2 separate regions of the Mus musculus genome follow, and region 1 is linked to region 2. A link is a loop called in an ENCODE intact Hi-C map of the cell type or tissue named here. Cell type or tissue: left cerebral cortex. All regions are shown on one strand. Each heading gives the region's core, and the rest is flanking DNA. Links, peaks and the distances in the headings are about the cores only. Region 1 has its middle 33 kb from the start of 1700016K19Rik. Region 2 holds the start of Nxn (nucleoredoxin).

Evidence for each region. Hi-C counts contacts between places; a loop is a spot of excess contacts. Peaks named below come from ENCODE experiments on the same cell type or tissue, not always from the same donor. Only the 100,000 strongest peaks of a DNase experiment are listed, where the experiment ranks them.
Region 1: it touches region 2 in a loop (4-fold over the local background); 2 of 42 quality-filtered maps call a loop at or near these places.

The regions. Positions count from the first base shown.
Region 1 is chr11:75,965,912-75,968,815 of GRCm38, forward strand. It overlaps a transcript of Rph3al not described here. Among named protein-coding and RNA genes, the nearest start is that of 1700016K19Rik, 33 kb to the right of the region's middle. In left cerebral cortex, for the core only: a CTCF peak has its summit at 1,289 (motif pointing left); DNase peaks (open chromatin) are centred at 764, 1,366 and 1,536; H3K4me3 peaks cover 1,264 bases; H3K27ac peaks cover 613 bases.
Region 2 is chr11:76,398,719-76,401,622 of GRCm38, forward strand. It overlaps Nxn (nucleoredoxin), which reads right to left and starts at 423. Exons shown (of 8, transcript NM_008750.5): 1 at 1-423. The coding sequence starts at 342. In left cerebral cortex, for the core only: CTCF peaks have their summits at 239, 1,464 (motif pointing left) and 2,347 (motif pointing left); DNase peaks (open chromatin) are centred at 432, 1,082 and 1,445; H3K4me3 peaks cover 900 bases; H3K27ac peaks cover 234 bases.

The DNA.
Region 1 (2,904 bases), core at 157-2,656, 430 kb before region 2:
CCTGCTTTTTTCAGTTGGGAGCCAAGTGGCCCTCGGAGGCAGCGATGGAAGGAGCAATCTCTTAGGGTGGGGGCGAGACAGAGCCTGAACTATAGGGGCCGGCTTCTCCAAGAGGCTTTCGCCTTGCTCTGGGGCCTCAGGAATGCCCCTTTCCCTCCCCTGCCCTCTGCTGCCCCGAGGATCAAAGCTTGCCGGCTGCACAACCCGACTGACAGCTACTTTTCCCCTGGACCCCACTGGCTCAAGTCTCACTGAGATCCGGTTTCCACTTTCAGCATCCCCCAACCTTTCCCCCAAGGGAACCGCTAAGGTTTATCAGACACACAGGTGGAAAATCAGGTCGCTTTGCCCTGCTCCACCTCGGAATTCGCAGACGGCCGGAGACCCCTGGGAGCAGGCAGGGAGGGTCGCCATCCTGAGCTCTCGGCGGCGCCCCGAGTGGATTGAAACACTTCCCCAAAGCTGTCTGGCCGCGGGGAGGGGTCTTCCAGGGGCAGAACCGGCTGACTCGGAGGACACCCTCCACCCTGCACCTGCACACCCAAGGGCTCCACGTGCTTTCGAGTTCCCACTCCTGAACGCCAGCCAGTCCTTTTGAGCCGAGCGCCCAAGGCCAAGGACACCCCACACACAAACGCCAGAAACCGAAAACATTGGATCCTGCCCACCCTACCCCGGCCGGACACTGAGGGACCGGGACGGGACGCTGGCCACCACCTGCAGGCCCCTCCCGCCGCCCGCGCGCGCTCGCTGGGCTCCGCACTTGTTGACTCACTCGCGGGCGCGCTCGCCCCAGCGCCGCCTGCCGTCCGCACCTCCCGCGCCCCTCCCCCACCGGCCGCCCGCGCCCCGCGCCACTCCGCGCCCGGGACACACCCGGAGCCGCGCGAGGTACACCCTCCGCTCCGGGCTGTAGGCTAAATCCCGGAGTAAGAGCGCGCCGGCGGAGCGGACCGCGGCGCTGTCCCGGGACAGCTCTCCTGCAGCCCGGAGTCTCCGGCAACGGAGAGAGATAGAGGGCGGGCAAACCTAGGAGGGCAGCTGGGCACCAGGCCCTGCCCGCGCCCCAACGGTGCTCAGGAACGGTCCCCACCCCAGGTTCCAACATCTACAGGATCTGAGCCCTAGCTCCCGGACCATCGCGTGCACGCGTTCTGGCCCCCATCTTGGAGCCAAACACACACACACCGGGGCCCCGAGAGACTGGGCCCCAGAAAGGGGGGTGGCCCCACTTTAGCTACACTTACCTGGGGCTTCGCCCCGTCCGGGCGCGCTCCCTGGCTGCCCTCTGGCGGCCACCTCAGGTACCGGGCGCGCGCCCCGCCCCGGTCCGCCCCTCTCTGACCTGGGACCTGTTCCTGCCAACTGAAGAGCTCTGGCCCGAGGCCATCTGATAGGCGCCATCCCCCTTTAGATGGCTCATCTTGGCACGGAGTGGATCTCGAGGGCTCCTTTTAGTTACAGATAACGAACAGCTCCGTCTTTTCTTTAAGGAGCTTCAAGCCTCTTCTTAGCAACCCCAGGAGGCAAAAGATAGGGCTTCTGGAAACCTAACACTAGCTGGTGCTCAATGTGTGTTTGTGGAATAAATGACTGGAGGAGGCGAATGGATGCTACAGTCTGCAAAGGAAGCAGCCGCCCAGAGCCTAAGCTCTTGTCTGCTTTGTCTTGACTGCCAGTTCAAAATGAATCAAGTTGTATTCATTTCCAGCCGCTGTACGCCTGAATGGTGCATATGCATCCAAGCGGAGTGGAGACATTTCTCCAGCCCCTCAGACTAAATGTTTAAGGAAAAAAAAAAAAAATCCTGAGATGGCCTTAGACATCAGTAGCCAGGTGAAAAGCCTGGGATTCCTGGTTGTCATATTAACTCAGCAGCCCCGATTAGTCCCTAGGTCATATCGACTTTCATCTGGACTCTGATCTTCCCCTATGGAAAATGCGATCTTGTGTGAATCTGTGCGACCTGCCAGGAAACTTCCTGTAGTACAGAGATGTTGCATGGCTGCCCTAGCCACTAGGAACAAGAGACTGGATGTGTTACTTCGTTTAATTTGACTTAATATAAACTGCCACTCTGTATCAGGCAGTGAAGCCTGAGCTTCTGTCTTCTCTTCAGGAGGGAGAGAAGAATGAGAACCGAATGCGGGGGAAGCCCCTAACAGCTGGCTCATTGTAAGGGTCAATAGTGGGAGTTAGTAACCGTCATCGCCTCCATCCTGTCATTTCCCCTCATCCTCAGATCTCAAGGATTCAGGGCTACCTGTCCACCCACAAGCTCCCTTTTAGGAGTCCCTCATAGTACATCATGCATAGCCTGTTACAGTGCACTAGTTTCTGGGATGCCCAGCCTCTCTTTGGAAAATGGGCCATGAGAAATTGATTGATTACCCCCATTGCCTTGCTTTAATTTAGTCAGCGCTTTAGCCTGCAAAGGTTTTCCTCCTCCAACAAGCAAGGCTTCTAGTGGGCGCTGGTGGTACTTCAAACTGGTACTTGGGTTATACTAAGGAGCGATCTCTTGCCAGTTTCCTTAAAGTTTTATTTCCTAGGTATCTCATGTGGCCTCCCCCAACCCCCACCATCACAGCAATACAACCAGCCTTATACAACCAACTGTTCTTGTTTAGCTTTTACCTGGGGGCATCTTGTATATGAGAGGAGACACAGCCTAGGCCTCCAGTCCTGCTCCTGTGTGAAATGGCCCCATCCTCACTGGTGATTCTCACGTGCCCACTAAATGGGAAGGGGGACATACTTCCACATATGTCTGTCTGTCTGTCTGTCTATCTGTGGCTGTAAGAGAAGAGGGTCCACGAATGTGAATATATTCACCATCTTAGGCCAATCACCAGCTGCATGGGCTCTTGTTCCAAGGTTCTTTTATCCTTGTTAACTTTTCTT
Region 2 (2,904 bases), core at 151-2,650:
GTAGGGCAGCGCCAGCCATGGCATGTCCCGCACGAAGTCCTGCCACTGCCGCTGGTCTTGGTCCGAAGACACGAAGACGATCTCCAGGCGGTGCCGGGGCTCTGGCTCCGCGGCTGCGCCGGCCCCCGCCCCGGCCCCCGGCCCGGCCGCCGCGTCCCCTCGCAGGCGACCGTAGAAGGCGGCCAGGCTGGCGCTGAGCTGCGCGCAGGGGGCGCTCAGGCTGCACCCGAAGTAGAGCCCCAGCAGCGCGATGCCGCGGGCGCCCAGCGAATGCACGTCCACCTCCTCGCCACCGCCCGTCACCAGCTTGTCTCCCAGCAGCTCCTCCAGGAAGCCCGACATCCTGGCCCACCGCAGCCCCGGCACGCGGGCGGGCGGGTGGGCTCGCAACAGCTACCGGCTCGCTGGTCCGCGCGGCGGGCGGAGGCAGCGGCGGCAGCGGAGGCTGAGAGGGGAGCCCCGCCCACCGGGCCGCCCAGCCACTCCCCTCCATAGCCACGCCCCCTCCGTGGCTGGCCCGCGCTGCGCAGGCAGGTCCCTAGCAGCTGGCGTCTTGGCGCGAGCCTCCGGTACGTGGCTAAAGTAAGAAACCTGACCCGAGTTCTACACCAGGACTAGATTGCCTGGACTTAAGGCAGGAGAACGATCCTCCCGGAACTGGCGCTTTCCGAGGCTGCAAAAGGAGCTAAACCGCATCCCTACCCCTTAATTCCTCTCACCTTTCACTTCTAAACCCTCTCCACACTGAAGTTCTGCACCGGTTCTTGCTCTTTTTCCAGCCTCTCCTTCTCCCTTCCCAATACTAACCCTTAAGACATTTTGAACCCCAAAGACCTCATATAAAACTTGTAGGGTTTTAACATCATCACCACCCAATGTCACTATATCAGGCCAGGTCTTGTTCATCAGTCATGTGTGTGTTTTGTGCTTGTTACTATAAGTAGACTGGCGGGCGCCACCTCTCTGTTTCTGATGCCAAGCACAAGAGAGAGAATTCATAAATACTTGTGGGCTGATTACAAGTCACAGTGTGGGATTTCAGTCCACAGGTCGCTGGAACCATTCCCCGATGGGAAATGGCTCTCTTCCATTTCCGTAAATGTATGCAACAGATGGCGCAGCGTTTCCAAATCAGTATTGGCTGCTCTCCTGACTTCATAGCTTATCTCAGGTCTGCTAGTAGTTGAGAGAGAAAAAAAATTTTAACCCCATCTTGAAAGATGCTTTCCAATGCCTAGGAAAGAACCCTGATTAAACAAATGATCTGTGGCAAGTTTCCTAGGCACGAACACAGGACAAAATGTACACTATTACACATACACATGCATACACACATTTTTAAAAAAGAGGACCATTCATGTGTATCAGCTCAGCTACTAACAACAGTGACATTTTAAGAGGAAAACCCAACCACTGGCTATCCTTCATGGCTTTCGAGGTTATTTCTTTCGTATCTGCCGCCATCTAATGGAAGAATGAAAGAGAGAACTCTACCAACACATAAGATGCAAAAGATTAAAGTGAAAGCAGCAGAATGCTTTAATTACACAGGCTTCCTCTACTGTAACACACACACACACACAAACACACACACACAGAGAGCACAAAGTGTATGACACAAGACCATTTAAATTTCAGAATATAACCTCATACTTCTAGTAGAAATGCCCCAAAGTCCTCAGTGTGTTTAAGGTAGAGAGAAAAATTGTTTAAGTTTTCAGGCCTGTAAAATATCATCACATGAACCAATGAAAGTGTTAAAGACAATCTTCACACACTGGTGCCACAAATGGTGGCTCACGCCTTTAATCCCAGCACCCAGGAAGCACATCTTTGTGAGTTTGAGGGCAACCTGGTCTACAACAGCCAGGCTTACACAATGACACCCTGCTTCAAAACACTAAATAAATTGTCTTATTCGTGTGTGTGTGTGTGTGTGTGTGTGTGTGTGTGTGTGTGTATTCATCTGGTATTACAGGGCATTGTGAGACACCCCATACAAATGTAGAGGTCCAAACATGAATTCTCTAGAGCTCTTAACCAAGCTGAGCCATCTCTCCAGCAACCCTAGCATCCTGTTTCTAAAGCCTTAAATTTATGGATATGATGGTGCGTTCCTGTAATCCCAACTGTTAGGAGGGTGAAAGCAAGAGGATCCTAAGTTCCAGGCCAGCCTGTAGGCAGAGGGAGGCTCTGCTTCAAAATAAACTCTTAAAGTGAATTAAAATGTTTCATCTTGGGGCTGGAGAGATGGCTCAGTGGGTAAGAGCACCCGACTGCTCTTCAGAAGGTCCTGAGTTCAAATCCCAGCGACCACATGGTGGCTCATAACCATCTGTAATGAGATCTGACTCCCTCTTCTGGTGCATCTGAAGACAGCTACAGTGTGCTTACATATAATAAATAAATAAATATTAAAAAAAAAGTTTAAAAAATTTCATCTTCCCATCGGAGTCACATTTGAAGTATTCCTGAGTGGGTATGTGATTTCACATGTCTGAAAGCGTGTCAGACAGATAGATATCTGCAGTCAGACATCGTCAAATTCTAAACATATGTGAAAGGAGGCCAGGCATGATGGCCAGATATGCCTTTAGTCAAGGCAGAGTCAAGGCAGATCTCTGTGAGTTCGAGGCCAGCTTGGTCTATATAGCAAATTCCAGGCCAGAGCTATGTAATAAGACCCTGGCTCAGTTCACAAAAATGTGCTTCAACCCAAAGAACAGAGGACCAGGAGCAGAAATAGGCGAGGAAAGGCTCCGGGGGATCGGGAAGTGGGGAAGTCATTACTGAGTTGGTAAACTGGGCGCAAGAGCGGCGTGCAGAGGTCACGTGCTCAGCAGCATCCTTTCATTACTTTACAGGAAAGCAGTTTCCACTGGAGTGTGTCCAAGCCGGCATCTG